Regions from separate parts of the Mus musculus genome. Here region 2 is linked to region 1. The links are chromatin loops, found by intact Hi-C in ENCODE. Cell type or tissue: gastrocnemius. All regions are shown on one strand.

What was found. Hi-C counts contacts between places; a loop is a spot of excess contacts. Peaks named below come from ENCODE experiments on the same cell type or tissue, not always from the same donor. Only the 100,000 strongest peaks of a DNase experiment are listed, where the experiment ranks them.
Region 2: a loop joins it to region 1, with 2.4 times the contacts of the local background. A loop is called at or near these places in 6 of 42 quality-filtered maps.

Annotation. Positions count from the first base shown.
Region 1 is chr4:9,024,195-9,032,194 of GRCm38, reverse strand. No RefSeq gene overlaps it. Among named protein-coding and RNA genes, the nearest start is that of Gm34428, 20 kb to the right of the region's middle. In gastrocnemius, a CTCF peak has its summit at 4,246 (motif pointing right); DNase peaks (open chromatin) are centred at 5,626, 6,269, 7,511, 7,783 and 7 more places; H3K4me3 peaks cover 2,101 bases; H3K27ac peaks cover 2,185 bases.
Region 2 is chr4:8,935,611-8,943,610 of GRCm38, reverse strand. It overlaps the pseudogene Rps18-ps2. Among named protein-coding and RNA genes, the nearest start is that of Gm46842, 29 kb to the right of the region's middle. In gastrocnemius, no CTCF peak of the experiment used is centred here; a DNase peak (open chromatin) is centred at 4,605; H3K4me3 peaks cover 2,542 bases; H3K27ac peaks cover 5,607 bases.

The DNA.
Region 1 (8,000 bases):
TCTTCCAACTGTCACATGTGCACCATGATCCACGTGACCTGTGTGCATGCACATAAACACACACACACACACACACACACACACACACACCTAAAAACAAAAATAAAATAGAGAAACCTAAACTAAGCTAAAAATCTGCAGGTATGCTTCTCCTTTTCTACAAACCCAGCTTGTTGCTGCTGTGCTGAGTGTGGTCTACAGATAGGAAGTGCGGTGGGTTTTTCTGGGATGCCTGCAAACACCATATGGAGTCAACCCAATGCCATGGCATCCAGCAAAGAATTAGCATTTGACCAAGCGCTCCCTGGGGAACACAGCTGCACTGATGAAAAGAGGGCCAGCAGGCCCGTGGAGAGCATCTGTCGAGGGGGTCTCACCTTTCAAGTGCACACACACAAAGCTCTCACCTGAGCCTTCCATCTGGGTGGCCTCAGAGGTTAGGTTTACAGGTCCAGGGGTGGGGTGTGTCTCTATTCAAAGTGCATTAATGGTTTGTGAGAGAAACCCATAAAGCGTGATGGTCTTGAAGTTTTTAGTTGATTATCAGGAAAGCGCTTTAGGGGTCCAGATCTGTGAAGCTTTATAAAAGACATTTCTTTCCATTTACAGGAATGGTTTGCACATGGCAGTAGTGCCTCACGGTTATGGTTGTAGCACACTGTATAGCTCAGTTAGGCAGGACCAGGCTGAAAAACCTCTTTTAACACACTGTTGAGGAATTCCCAAAACATACCAAAAATTCCCTGCTGGAGAAGGGTTTTGATTTTGGGGTTTTGATTTTTATTGCTGTTGTTTTGTTTTGTTTTTAATTCAGAAATAAACAAACACACAAGAAGCTGTCCCCTACTCTGCACTAGTTTGCTAAGGCTACCATTAGGAACTGCCGAGCTGGAGCCCGGCTTTGACTCTGCAGTGTCCCCCACTATCCTGGTACTATCCTGGTACTGTGTCCCCCACTATCCTGGTACTATCCTGGTACTGTCTTGGGAAGCTGCAAAGTAGCTACTGGAGACCAACCCTGAAAGTCATCCCTTCCTTCAGCCTCCTCCTCCGCTTCCTCATCCTCTGTCATATGAGGAACATCTGTCACATGCTGCAGCTACCACACCGGACTGCTCTATCCTACCCGACTCCGCCACCGTGAACTGGAACCCTCTGAGACAGGGAGCCAACACAAATCTTTCTTTCTATAAGATGCTTTGGCCTCAGCAACAAACACATTTGGCTTACACAATGGAAACTTGCTGCCTCACCTTCCAAAAGCCAAAAACCTGAAATCAACTCCGCAGCAGGGTTGTCTCCTTCTAAGAACACTAAGAGAATTTCTTGAGGCCACTTTCCTTAGCTTGTAGGTAACCATCTTCTCCCTCTGCCTCCACGCAGTTGTCTCTCTAAACATGTCTAAACTTCCCTTTCTTACAAGGGCACCATTCAGACTGGGTTGGAATGCGCTCTGATGACCTCATTTTAGCCTATCCGTCTCTATAAAGACCCTGTCTCAGATAAGGTCTCCTTCCAAGCTACCAAGGAGGAATTCAGCATGGGAATTGAGGCAGGGGATCCCATTTAGCTTGTAACATGTTCCTGAAGGTGTTCTGGTTTCAGAAAGCACAAAGTCACTTTGTTCCTGAGTTTCTCCATAAAGAGACAGACAAACAGGGAGTCTGAAAGGGCTCGTTTATGCCTAGGTTTCTTTGCCTCCTCTTTCAAGTAGAGAAAAAGAACTCAAATAAATGACTGCATAAGATTAGAACTAGCAGCTCACGACACCGAGGGACTGTGGAGGAACGCAGGGTCAGGATGAGGCTTCCGGATTAGCCCAAGGGCTGAGCAAGTGCGAGGCAGGAGCATGCCTCTCAAGGCAAGTGTGGAACCAAGGCCACTCTAATGACACTGTAATGACACTAAATGACATGGGCTACATACAACACCAGGAGCTGAGAAGGACTGGCCTTCAGTTAGCAGATGGAGGAAAAGCAGTTCAGCCTTGATGTCTAACAGATTCTTGTGTTGTTTCCTTTTGTTTCGTTTTGCCTTTTTACATCATTGTGCAGCTAGAGGAAGGTGCTCAGACCTTTAAGGATGGAGGCTGATCTCGATGACACATTCCTTTAACACTAGCACTGAGGACTAAGGCCAAAGGGTGGTGAGTTAAAGACCAGCTTGGGGCTATATTATGAGCCTCTCTCAAAAATTCTTAAGTAAGTAAATAATTGTATTATTGGGAACAAGACTACCTAGTACCATCTCTTCATTTTATGTCTGCGGTTGCTACTTCAATGTAATACAACAGAGGAATGCCATCAGCCCTCGGTCTGATTATTGCTTTCTTCCTAAGGGTGTAGGTCAGGTGAATACTGAACTCACTATAAAACCAACTTCCCACATTCTAGGATTGCTTGCAGACATGTGTTATCATGCCAGTTTGTATTGTATTATTTGTTTGTTTCTTTCTTGAGAGAGGAAGGGGTCTCATTCCATAGCTCAGGTGGACTTTAAACTCATAGCCAACCTCCTGCCTCAGCTTCCCAATATCTGGGTTTATAGGCATAAGCCGCCACACTCAGCCTTAATCTGATTTTCTTAAATATTTCCCTTTGTGTGATTTCTGTTCTCTATTAAATGTTATTTATTTAATGTGTAAGTCTGAGTCAAGCCCTCTCTTGTGTGGGGGTGTGGTGTGGGGGTGTGGTGTGGTGTGGGGGTGGGGGTGATGTGGGGGTGTGGTGTGGGGGTGGGGGTGATGTGGGGGTGTGGTGTGGTGTGGGGGTAGGGGTGATGTGGGGGTGTGGTGTGGGGGTGTGGGAAGTGCTTGAGTATTGCCGTGCAGGTGTGGAAGGTCAGAGAACAGCTTTGGGGAGTCTGTTTTTTCTTTCCACCATGTGGTACTCTGGAATCAAGCGCAGGGTCTTGGGCTTGGGCATAAGTGCCTTTGCCTGCTAAGCAGCCTCTCCAGCCCTGTTGCTGTTGCCGATACTGAGTTTTGTCTTTTGCTCGAAAGAATAAAACAGCCTTCAAAATCTCCAGAGATCCGTAACTTAACATGTACAGAATTATAAATTGTCTGACAACTTTTCCTGACATTTCTTTTCTGTGCAGACATGGAAAGTGTGTGCCTAGGAAAGAAGAAAGCAGGGGGATATGACGAGGAAAGGGATTTAATTTTAAGAAGAGAGAAGAGACTTCCACTTGAAGATGACAAAGAACGCACTGGCCACACAGGGGCAAGATGAAGTGGGAGTTTTTTAGAAGATATCACATCTTCTCTTTTGCTCTTTTGCAAGAGCTCACGATGGAGTGGAGTTAATCTTCATCGTTCTCCCGAGAAAGCACAAAATGAACCATCTTAAACTCAGGGAAAAAAAAAAAGCCCCCAACACCATCTGTTGCTCCGCTGAAGCGTTGTAGTGGGGGAGGGGACAAGCCAGTTGTTAAATGGGAAAGCAATCAGGCGCTCAGCTCCCCACACTGCCTTCTGCCTAGAAGCCAGGAAAGAGGTCCAACGAGAGGGTAGAGGATTCCTTTCCTGGGTGCCTGGATTATTAGCCATTGTACGTGGGTGGGTGCACTGGATTACAAACCAGGGTACGTGGGGAAAGACGTAGGTGGCACTTAACCGAAACGAGATAAGTCAAACCAAGGCGCCAAGGGCTGCTTAGGAAAGGATTTCCCTCCTTCAACCCCGATCAGTATCATCTGATGGTTGTTTACTTGTTAAACTATCGTTAGATTGAACATAAGTGTAAAAATAGTCTTAAAAACAAGGCGCAGCTCTCCATTATCCCAACAACACATGGCTTTGACTGTTTCAGAAAGGGAAATAAAATATTTAAAACAGGTTTTTATCTGGGCTGTGCGTCTAAACGTGCAACGGCCCCTTGGAACGGAGCCCTGGTGGAGCAGAGAAAAGCCGTGGGTTGTGGAGGGACGGCTGGCTTCCCGGTGATGTGGGACAAATGGCAGGTCAGTCACATCTAGTCGTTGATGGGGAATGAGAGCAGGCGTCCACTGACAGAAAACAAGCCTCCAGCCTCCACAGTCAGAGTCTCTCCGGGCTGTCCCCGTGCTTCAGGGTGACCCACAATAACAAAGCCCACGGGAGCAGTTTACTCAATAGCTTCGAGCATTGTCCTAACCGTGAATCTTTGCAGAGACTGAGACTTGGCCACCCTGGCAGTCGCGGCGACTCCCCCAACTCCGCAGCCCAGGGTTGGGCTGATACCTCGCGGCCGTGGTACTAGACGCTGCCGGAAGATGGCGCACGAAGATACCGACTCAATCGAGGGTGCCGAGAGCTACTGTGGACTGGGCGGCCGAAGAGGGATTTTGATTCATTAAAAAACATAAATTGTACTTGATGAACAACAATAATAATAATAAACTGACTACTGGATTCCACAGAGATGAATTTTTAAATCCCTGAAATCAAGTTATTTAAATTATTTAATTTAATTTGCTAAATTTCAGTAACTGCTATGTAATGGTGCATGCCGGGCGTTTAGGTTTTATAGCGTCTAAATGCTTCTCTTTACGGTGATTGCTGCAGTTGCACGGTCACCAGAGAACTCTGTCCCCATCTCCAAGCTGTGTAAACAAATTGAGGCGAGAGTAATTACACACTGAGAGGAAGGCAAGAAGAAGCCATGGAAGCCAGAGAGAGCCCCAGCGACAAAATAACACCTTAAAAGGGCTCAAAGATCAATGCTGGTGACTTTACTAAAATCATCCAGGGGGGCCAAACCTAAACTAAACAGTGCCTGGTGGTTCTTATAGCAGGATCTTCCTCTCAGGAAAATAAAATCTATAGTCACATTGATATTACACCTTAAACTGTTTAAGTTCGTGAATGTACATTTTAACTAGCTTCCCAGCTAGAAAATTTGTGCCCAGAAAAATCTAGAAACTTTGTTCCTCCTATGAGCAAGGAATGATTTCGGCAGCCAAATATAAGTCTTTTCATTAAAGGAACCCTCACATTCTCCTTTGTGAAGTTCCAACGTGCACGCCATATTTGCACGAACAGCTATGTCTAATTTGCACAAACAGGAAGTTGCACACGAATATATTATCTTAAATCTGTGTGTGTGCGCGCGCGAGCACATGCACACGTGTGTGCATATGGGGGTATACATGCTGTCTGCACACTACGCTTCTCCATTGTTTTCGGCATAACTGATTTTGGCACCAGCTCGTTAGCACTTTGGAAGGGCCTTCATTAGCACTGGGACAGTAGCCAAAAGGAATCCAGAAAAATCAACACATGGCTGCTCCTGTTCTCACGATAAACGACAGCTTTCCTGGAAAACAACAACATTCGAGAAGCAAAACAAAAACCCACAGCAACAAGAGCGCAACAACATGAACACAGGAAGTCAGACATCACCAACTAGGAGTTTTTTAATTTTTAAATTTATTTACTTATTCAGATTTTTTTTTTTTTTTACAATTCTGGGTACTCTCACCCAATTAAAGATATAAATAACAAAAGTACATTAGGAACCCAAGGGGAAGAAACTAGGCTTTGTAGTGGGGGGAGATGCTGGGAAACAGCCTGGCATTTGCGGCCACACCAACCCCCAAACCAAAAGTGGTCCACGGAAACTTCCATGCCTAATCCACGGTTCTTTGGAACCTGAGTTCTGACAAGAGCCCTTCTGGGAAAACAGAATTCCCCTCTTTGTGTGAATATCTCATCTCGAAACCGGTAGTAGGAAGTTGGGTTGCTCAGGTACTTTGATAGTATTCTGGGAAAACGGTGATATCTAAACTGGTCAAAACTGGTAGCAAACCATATAGCTTGTTAGCCTAATACAGGTCCTCACACTCATGCCGTAGCCAAAGCAGTAGCCAAATCATACAGGACGGTTCCTCAAAGGGTTAACTCTTTGCAAGTCAGCTGTCAAAAGGAAGCATGCTGGTCTTTTAAGACTCCATGGAGGCTTTGCCCTAGACTGCCCTTCCCACTGGGTCTCAAGAGAAGGCACCGGGCTTGGCCCCTCCTCCTTAGCCCTTTGCCCTCTCTGCCCTGGGTTTCTGTTAGAGTTTCTCAATTGTTTGCACTGAACTTTCTTGAAATTTCTCAAGGAAAGGGGAGAGAGGAACGAGAAGGCAGTGAAATAAAGGTAGAAAAAGTCCGGAGCATGCATTAGTCACGTGATCCAGAACAAGCCATGAATACACAAGGGCCAAGGGAAAGCAGTGTCTACCTGGAAGCCCTCAGTGTGGCACTCACTCAAGGTGGTACTCACTCAGGGTGGCACTCACTCACTTAGGGTGATACTGAGGGTGGCACTCACTCAGGGTGGTACTCACTCAGGGTGGTACTCACTCACTTAGGGTGGTACTCAGGGTGGCACTCACTCACTTAGGGCGGTACTCAGGGTGGTACTCACTCAGGGTGGCACTCACTCACTTAGGGTGATACTGAGGGTGGCACTCACTCAGGGTGGTACTCAAGTCCTGAGAAGAAAGGAAGCTGCCTGTGCATAAGTGGCAAGAAACCTGAGGAAGGCAGCCTACAAGTATGGCTCTGGAGGAATTCAAAATTCAGACCGAGCAGGTTGTGGGTCCCAGAAAAGAAGCTTCAGGCTCATTCATTCATTCATTCATTCATTCATTCCACAGGTATTTACTTATTTCTTCTGAAAAGACAGGCAGAGCTGAAGCATCAGGCACATCTTCTTCACATCCTGACTCACTCAAACCTTGGACACAGAATTAGAGAGACAGGGATAAAAAGGCTGCGAACCTGGGGACTGACAAGATCAAGTCCCAGAGTTGAGTATTTCTAAAGTGGTGTGTGTGTGTGTGTGTGTGTGTGTGTGTGTGTGTGTGTGTGTGTCTGTGTGTCTGTGTCTGTCTGTGTGTGTCTGTGTGTGTCTCTGTGTCTCTGTGTGTGTCTGTGTGTGTTTTATATTAGTGTGTGTGTGTCTGTGTTTGTCTGTGTGTGTCTGTATGTGTCTGTGTCTGTGTTTGTCTCTGTGTGTCTCTGTGTGTCTGTGTGTGTCTTAGTGTGTGTGTGTGTGTGAATGTGCATGTCTACGTGCGAGTGTGTGTTGTGTATGAGTTTGTCTGTCTATGAGTGTGTGTCTGTCTGTATATGTGACTGTGTCTCCCTGTGTAAGTATGTGTGTCTGTCTGTCTGTCTGTCTGTCTGTCTCTGTTTAAGTGCGTCTATTTCTGTTTGTCTGTGTCTGTCTGTGTGTCCCTGTGTGTCAATGTCTCTGTGTGTGTGTGTGTGTGTGTGTGTGTGTGTGTGTGTGTGTGTGTTCAGCACCTTAAACTGCCTGGAAGCAGCCTGCAGGCTGAGCACACACTCTCCCAGGAGCTGAGCCACAATTCCAAATCATAGCTGAAGTATCTGTTGACAACAGCTCATCCTTACAAATGGCTCCATCTCAGGATATTGCTGATAATTATTGTGAATACGCTCACACAGTCTCATGTCTGACAGAATGGTTTCACTTTCCAGCAAGGGCCAGAAAGCCAATTGAAAGATTTCCAAAATGAGGCGAGGTTCCAAGCAGATCTGAGGCTACTGCTCAAAAGCCTATTCAGTACCCTTCTCTCTTTCGTCTCCTCAAAGATGAAGTCTGAAGCTAGCTAGTGTCTGGCAGGGAGGCCAGTGTCAACATCCTCTACATTTATTTATTTATTTATTTATTTATTTATTTATCTATTTATTTATTTACATATTGGAAGGCAGCCACCATTTATGGTCCTTCATTTCCAAATACTAGGAGCAGTGGTAGCCGCCAGCAATGCCTCCAGGCCATCAGACTGGCCACTCTGCACAGCCGGCCGGGACTAGGTCCAGGGCATTAGTTGCTGACCACCATGTTTATAGCACAGTTAATGTTGCCTCAGCCCAAAAAGGCCCTAATTAAAGAAGATGATGGGCTGCAAGCTCCCTGAAATGAGTTGGCTTTTTGAACACAGCTTGGAAAGACAGAATCTATTATATCCCAATACAGTCCCATAGCACCACTCTGTTTAGACCT
Region 2 (8,000 bases), 89 kb after region 1:
TCTAATAGGTCTTTGCCCTCATTCCACTTCCAGTGATTCATGTGTGACTTATTTAATTGTTATCATCTATTGCAGATATATAAAAGAATGCTTTTATTCTTCCAAAAAATCTAAATTCAAATCACCTTTAATATCACCAAGTTTCTCCTCCCATCACCCTCAGAGCGTTGACATATTAACTTTTTGACCTACCCTCAACCCCACTTCCACCTTCCAGGATACAAAAAGTACATCTGCCAAGCAGCTGGGTATAATGAGACGCCCCACCCAACGGTGCATTGAAAACAGGTTTTAGGGAACTAAGGGTTAAGTGAAGTCCCCCAGGAATTCCAATCTATTGCAAGCTGCTAAGTCAGAAGCTGCCCGGGGCCTAGGTGTAACCACAGCTAAGAAAACAGCCAGCGCCTAACAGTCTTACCCTCCACAGCATTTAGCATTTATCATGGTCAGAAAAACCACCTGTTACATGAGAGAGTGTCAAAAGGATTCTAAGCCATAATTAAAGAAATAAAAACATATTGTGAATTGCTATGCAAACCTCAGGCAGATGTGCTATTAAGCTGTGGGCTCTATCTGTGATATTAATTTGAAATAAACATAGCAGAAAACAAAACATGCACTGAACCGAGATTCGGCTTGCCTGAAGGTTTTGTTTCTTTTGTAGACTTTGACAGTTGTGGTTAGCAGCCTAAACGCAGGCAGAGCTGATGTGTCTTGCAAACAAACCTGAGTATGTCTGGCAATCGCTTAGGACAGCTGGCAGCCAATCAGATGTGCACGAACCACTGCGCATCGATGCGAATATCTGTAAAGGACAGTTACAATAATAAATAAGCAGTGTTGGCCAGTAGGGTGCCATCCTGCCTCAGCTAGGCGCTCTCTAGTCCCTGCTTTTTGTTATTGATTGTTTATTTGTCTGTTTTTCAAGATTGAGTTTCTCTGTGTAGCTTTGGATGTCCTGAGACTCACTCTGTAGATGAGGGTGGGCTCAAACTCAGAGATCCGCCTGCCTCTGCCTCCTGAGAGCTAGGATTAAAGCCACACACCATTACTACCCCACTTAGATCTTGCTTTTTAACACCACCAAAGGGAAAAGAATACTTTACCCCAGCAGAATGCACACTTGAATACTTGGACCCATTCAAGAGATAGCCAGGTCCTTAGGAAAACATACTTCTCCAAGGATTGGCCAAAAGCTTTTAACCTCAGACATACAGGGCAAAGTAAGGGGCTGAATGCAGCCAGTGACGGCTCAGAAGTACAACTCTGGCAGTGTTGTTTTGTGTTTAAGTTTCTCCATCTTCTTAAACTCCCTCTAAACCTTCAGGGAGGAGTGTGCTCCTGAGGGTGAAGGGAAGGGCATGGAGACATGAACTGAAGAAGCCAGGGCAAAGCAATTTGGTGGTACATGGGTGTTCGCAGCTTTGAATCCAGCATTACCCTGAGAAGATTGCTCAGTTCAGTTGACAGATCTATGCAAATGTGTGGGAAATGAAAAAAAGGCAAGCTGGCATTCACTTTGGAGGCTGAAAAGAATCGCTTTGATTTGCAATGATTTTAATCTCCCTTTTACCACAGTGAAACATTGCAGAAGCAAGAGCTCCGAATGTCATGAGATGAAGCTTCCAAGAGTTCTGTTGGCACACCTTTTCATTCCTGAACAATTTCCTTGCCATATACATTTACTCTAGAATAGTATATAGTGACACATTAGACTTTGATGCTGAAAGATAATGACATATATAAATACCTCAAATGTAGAACTGACTTTAACATACAATCTACTGCCTTGTGTGTGCCTTTATATGCCGAGCCCATAAAAAGTTCAAGGTTCTCACTTCATGTAATTGATTACTATTGGTCTGAAAAAAAAAAAAAGCATAAGTTTTCTTGTCTTGAAAATGTCTCCCTCCCCCATAGTTATACAAACTATTATCAGCAAAGGCCCAGAGACTCATTTCTTCTTGGATATACCCACAGTATGGCCCCAGTGGCCAGTGGCCTTGTTGTGCTGACTGCGGACACAAAGGCCTCAAAAGTGGTGCAGCCCACTGTGGGTTCTCATCTTCTTTGGCAGCTCTAGGTCCTTGCGCAACTTGTTGTCTAGACCGTTGGCCATAACCTGGCTGTACTATTCCATCCTTCACATCCTTCTGCCTGCCCAAGAACCTGTCCAAGTCATGATTCTGCATGATGGTGGTCACGGCTTCCACCTCTTCATCCGTGCCCTCTTGGTAAGGTCAATGTCTGCCTTCCTCGACACGACATGAGCTTATCTCTGCCCCACACCTTTAATGGCAGTGATGACAAAGGCTCTTTTCTGCAGCCTGTCAATGTAGGTGTTGTGAACTCTCGGGCTTTCTGTTCTTATCATATCCCCTAGATAATACATTATGAAAACAAAAAACAAAAAAACCGTTTACATAGACTTACATTGTATTCACTATTATAAGTCACCTCCATGTGTTAAGCAGGGAGTACAGCATATATGCAAAAATGTTGCCCTTTTTAGGTAAGAGGATTTGGGTATCATGGAGGGTTCTGGAACATATCCCCTGTGCACATGTAAAGAGGATGCTGTGTAAAATAAAAATGGTATCATCTCACAGATGAAAACTACAAGTGACATGTATTGGCAGCTTACTTCATGCCAGGCATGATAAAGACATGAACCATGTCACTCTCACAGCCTCATGGAAAAGCCTCATTCTACCAGGAATGAGTGGATGTGTGGCTGACCCCATCTAAAGGACAAAGGCAGCCATCTGGTAGTCATGGAGGGGCAGATAGTGTGGTGCCAGGATCCATACACTTGCTTATTGCTCCTGACTGAAGCCCGGACAGTCAACTTCACAATCTTGGAACTAGAAATGGCAGAGCCAGAACAGGAGGTAAGCTCTTCTGTTATCTTCCATGGCCTCCTCTATCCTCCCTGGGAAGAACATAATCAAAGAACTGAGCAATATCAGCATTCGAGAAACAGAGGCAGGAGGATTGCTGAGCTGCAGATGAGCCTGGTCTATTGATCGAGTTCCAGGACAGCCAGGACTACATAGTAAGACACTGTCTCAAGAAGAATTTAAAAAAGAAAAAAATAGAACCGAGGCTGTTTTGAGAACTCAGTTGTGGCTTACAGGAGCACACACTGGGTATCAGGACTGAGTATGGACCTTCTGGGCTCAAAGCCCACTTCTGTCTTTTATAAATGGCACCGTGTTCTGGAAGTTGTTTAACTTCTCTGTGCATCATATCTCCAGCCCCACAATGGAGGTGATAATGTTTCCATCCAATGAGAATCTATGAAGCACAAGGAATGGGCAGATGTGACACCTGTCCCCACTCAGAAGCCAGTAGACAGTCCCAAAAGGCTTTATTTGAGTGTTGCCTGGACTTTCTGGTTCACTCTATGCTAGGGTCCCCTCAAAACATCCCAGAGAATTCTTTTCCTCCATGTAGAGTTAGTTCTCCTCTCTGGAGCATCCCAGCCCCAGCATCACGATTAGGTTCATTTTAGCATGTCCCCCAGCCTCATGTGTGTGCAAGAGAGCTGACTAGGGCTGAGGCAGATGTCTTCTGCCACAGAAACGCAAACCTTCCAGTCTCATCTGACTTAGTCCTTCTCCCTTCCAGAATCCCCCAGCCCCTGCCAGCCCCTGGGAATACATTAACAACTATACAGATGCTCATTTTGTCCTTACCTCACACATGGTCCTCCAGATGGGACTGACATTCTACCCTACCCCATTTTCCATTTGTGTGCACTTAACCCACCTAAAAGGCCACCAGCGGTGCCCATGTGCAGAAGCTCCCAGCTCTCTTATCTGACTATCTCTCCGGCCGAAGCTTTCTGCGTCTCTCATCCCCTGCTGCCTTCTGTCTATTTCTCTGCTCCTCCCCTCTCCCCTTGGAGATTCTGTTTCCATTTCTGACTCTCTGCATCTGAGACTCTTTCCAAACACTTTCTCACAGAAACACATCTGTCTTTCTCTCTCTCTCTCTCTCTCTCTCTCTCTCTCTCTCTCTCTCTCTCTCTCTCTCTACACACACACACACACACACACACACACAATATGCTAATTGGGCTCCCAAGTGAGTTTGTTTCACCCCTACAGGCAGAAGTGAATCTAGTGGGGTTAGAAAGAACATACTTCACACCTGTCAATTAAGCTCAATCACTTGTTGTGTGAAACTAGACCCTGAAGCTCAGGGACAGGCTGACCTGGCTGGACTGGGGACTCAGCTGTCCCTCCAGAGTGGGCTCAGGGAACAAATGCCCCTTCTGTTCCCAGAAGATGAGAGCATGCATCTCGTGGAATGTCCGGGAGCAGCTGTGGACCTCCATAGGGTGGACAGTTCCCAGGCAGCACAGGGGACTCTATGTACTGCTGTTGGTCAGCTATTTTTACAGAACTCTAATGACACAGCAAAAGGACAAACATGGCATAAGAGGAAATAGGTGACATCCTGGCACTGATGTCACTTGAGTACATCAGGAAATGTCTTGGGACTGGACTGGCCATAATAGGAAAGAAATATTACCCTAAACAAAGGTGCCTCTATTATCGTATTACTTTCGATTTATAAAGGTCTGCCAACTGGAACGGAGCCCGGCAGGAGCAAGTGCTGTGTGTTGCTGTGAGGGAAGGCTGGAGATATTTTTAAGGGTGGACTGAGAGCCAAGGCTCCATCTATCATTTTCTTCACTTGCCAATTATTTGAGAGCTCATGGTGCTGAGAAACCCATGCTAGCCATGAAGATGCCCCCTCCTGTCTCACAGGGCTTCTAGCTCAGAAGAGAATAAGAGCATGCAATTGAGAAAGAACAACAGGGTACACGAGTGTCCCTGACATGAAGGTCCGAGAGCTGTGAGCAGAAACCAGGGAGCTAACCTAGGCAACGGAGAGAGCGGGTTCTCTAGAAGGAAGGCCAAGAAGAGCTGAGCTTTGTCCTAGTAAACAAAAGAAAACAAAAGATGGTTTCCAGAAAACAGGGCAAAGAACATAAAAGTTGAGGAGCAAAGGGTCTGATGGTTCCTAAGGCCTGGGAGACACAAGCTTCAAGTGCAATATAAAGATGCATTGTAATCAGACCTTCCTTTTTACAGTGTAGCTGTGGCCAGTGATAGAAGGGGGAAAAATAATGGGGCCATGCAGGTGGCAGCTGCAGCCTCGAAGTGAAGAGAAGAAAAGGATCAAGAGGTATTGAAGAGACAAAATAGCAGGCCTAGATGTTTGCTGATACATGAACTTGACCAGAGGAGGGAGTCCAGACTGGCTCTTGGCCTTGCTTTGAATACCACCTCCTCTGGCAGGGATCTGTGGAAGACAGACACAGTGGTTAGATGGTAAGGAATCCCACTACAGGTATGCTGAAGAAGCTTGTTGATATCTGCATTACCAGGTTGGTCCTTGATTTCCCTGCCTCTTGATGCTCACACCATGGACTAAACTTCTGGCATGGAGAGTGGGCAGACCTGTGGGGCACTGGGCTATGCACTGACAGCCTGGTTTCCAGTTGAGGCTAGATGTTGAACCCCAGGACCTGGTGGTGATAATTCACCTACATGGGACAGAAAGAATTCTCTCATGTCTCCTAGAACTCTGGCTCCTGTCGAAGTTACCGCCCCCACAGCCCCCACAGGAGATGCATGGCTTTTAGTCAAGTAGGCAATGTCCCAAGTTTCTGACCTTCAGGCTAGACCTCCCCACTTACCTAGCAACAGTAAAGATAACGGCACACCATGAGAAGGGCTGTTTGGCCCCTCCTCACTCTCTTACTCTCTTGCTCTTAATCCCCTTACTCTCCTCTCTCTTCTCCTCTCACTCTCTCCCTCTTACTCTCTCTTTCTCTCTAGCCTTTCTTCTCTCTCTCTCCCTTTTTCCCTTCTCTCCTCTTGGCCATGGCTGGTCTCTCCTCTCTCTCTCTCTCTCTCTCTCTTTCTCTCTCTCTCTCTCTCTCTCATTCTCTCTCTCTTGTTCTTGCTCTCTTTTCACCTTTTCTCTTCACCCCTGCCTTTCTACAATAAAGCTCTAAAACCATAGACTATCTCTGTTCATCAGGGCCCACTGTGCTTACTCTTGCCTGTGTGGGAACCTCTTTCCCTCAGCCCTCTCTCCCTAAGGCCCCAGTCGGGGGCTGTCCCTTGTCCACTCCCCATAGAGTGGGGTCAGTGGCTTAAATGCCCACCTGGGACTGAGTGGAAAGCGTCTGGCAGCCCTCTCATGTCTGCCTGCCCAGAGCATAGGAGGAACTCTGGCCGGATGTGGGCTATCCTCCCTTCCCCCTCCTTCCCCTGCCCCCTTTAATTCCCATACAGACCTTGTGACTAGTGCTTCCAACTAATGGAATATGGCAAAGGTAACAACATGTCCCTCTTGTAATTGCACAATGATATTTAGGCTCTCTCTTAGCTAGGTGGACTAGAGATAACCTTGAGGACCTAGATCAGCCTCTGGAATCTTACATTGACTTCTGTAGGCTGAAGTCCCATAGTCATAAGGAAACAACTCTGCCAATTACCCAAGTGACTTAGAAAGTGCAGGCCCACCCAAATCAAATACGACAAGAGGAAGACATAACCCAACTAAGGCCTTATGCAGCCCTATCCAAACCTATGGAACCTGTGAGATGAGAACTAACTGTTGATTGGAGACATGGAAAATATAATAATTTTATTAGGAAGCAAAAGAAAAACAGTATGGTATCTAACTTGAGGCTCTAAAGATGGAGATGAATGCTTGAATCTGAGCCTCAAGACAGAATACAGGCCAAAGATAACACATTTGACTATTAGCATGTGGTCAGTGGCCAGATGCAGTGATGGGAAAAAGGATCAAAACAGGAATGGGGTAGTTCCCCAGAAAATTGGACATAGTACTACCAGAAGACTCAGCAATACCTCTCCTGGGCATTTACCCAGAAGATGTTCCAACTGGTAATAAGGACACATGCTCCACTATGTTCATAGCAGCCTTATTTATAATAGCCAGAAGCTGGAAAGAACCCAGATGTCCCTCAACAGAGGAATGGATACAGAAAATGTGGTACATTTACACAATGGAGTACTACTCAGCTATTAAAACAATGAATTCATGAAATTTTGGGCAAATGGATGTATCTGGAGGATATCATCCTTAGTGAGGTAACCTAATCACAAAAGAAGTCACTTGATATGCACTCACTGATAAGTGGATATTAGCCCAGAAACTTAGAATGCCCAAGATACAATTTGCAAAACACAAAAAAATCAAGAAGGAAGACCAAAGTGTGGATACTTCATTCCTCCTTAGAATCGGGAACTGGCAGCTGACACAACTGGAGCAAAACCCAGGAACACTGTCTTTCCAGGTCAGCTAACCCCAGGGCTTCATAGTACAGCATGCCATCATTTTCTGACATCATTCTCTGACAGAATAGAAAGGAGCTGAGCCACAGACTTACCAATGAAACTTAACTACCAATGACTCACCTCTCTACCCACTTCCCACCCCTCCTAAACACACAGTATCAGGATGGCTAAAGACTTAAAAACCAGACAAGCAGGTACCGAGGAGGACAGGCAGTGAATGGAAGTCTCATCCATCATTCATGAGAATGCCTCACAGAACAACAGCCAGGTTGAAAAACTGTTAGGAAATTAACCATGCTCTACCACGTGACTCAGAAAACCTATTTCTTCAAAGTTTACTCAAGGAAAAAAAAATGAAAACTTATAATCACAAAAACCTGTTTCTAGAAGTTTCGTGACGAGCTGCCCAGATTGGGAAGTATACTAACAGCACATCAAATGGAAAATGATTAAATAAATGTTAGCATCCACACTGTGCAGGTAGGTCCCTGTCAACTTGTCACAAGCTAGAGTCATCTGGGAAGAGAGAACCTCAATGGGGAAAATGCTTCCATCACGGCCTGTAGGCAAAGTCTGTAAAGTATTTTCTTGATTAACTACTGATGTGGGCCAGTGCTATCCCTAGGTCTGTGGTCCTGAGTTGTATTTTAA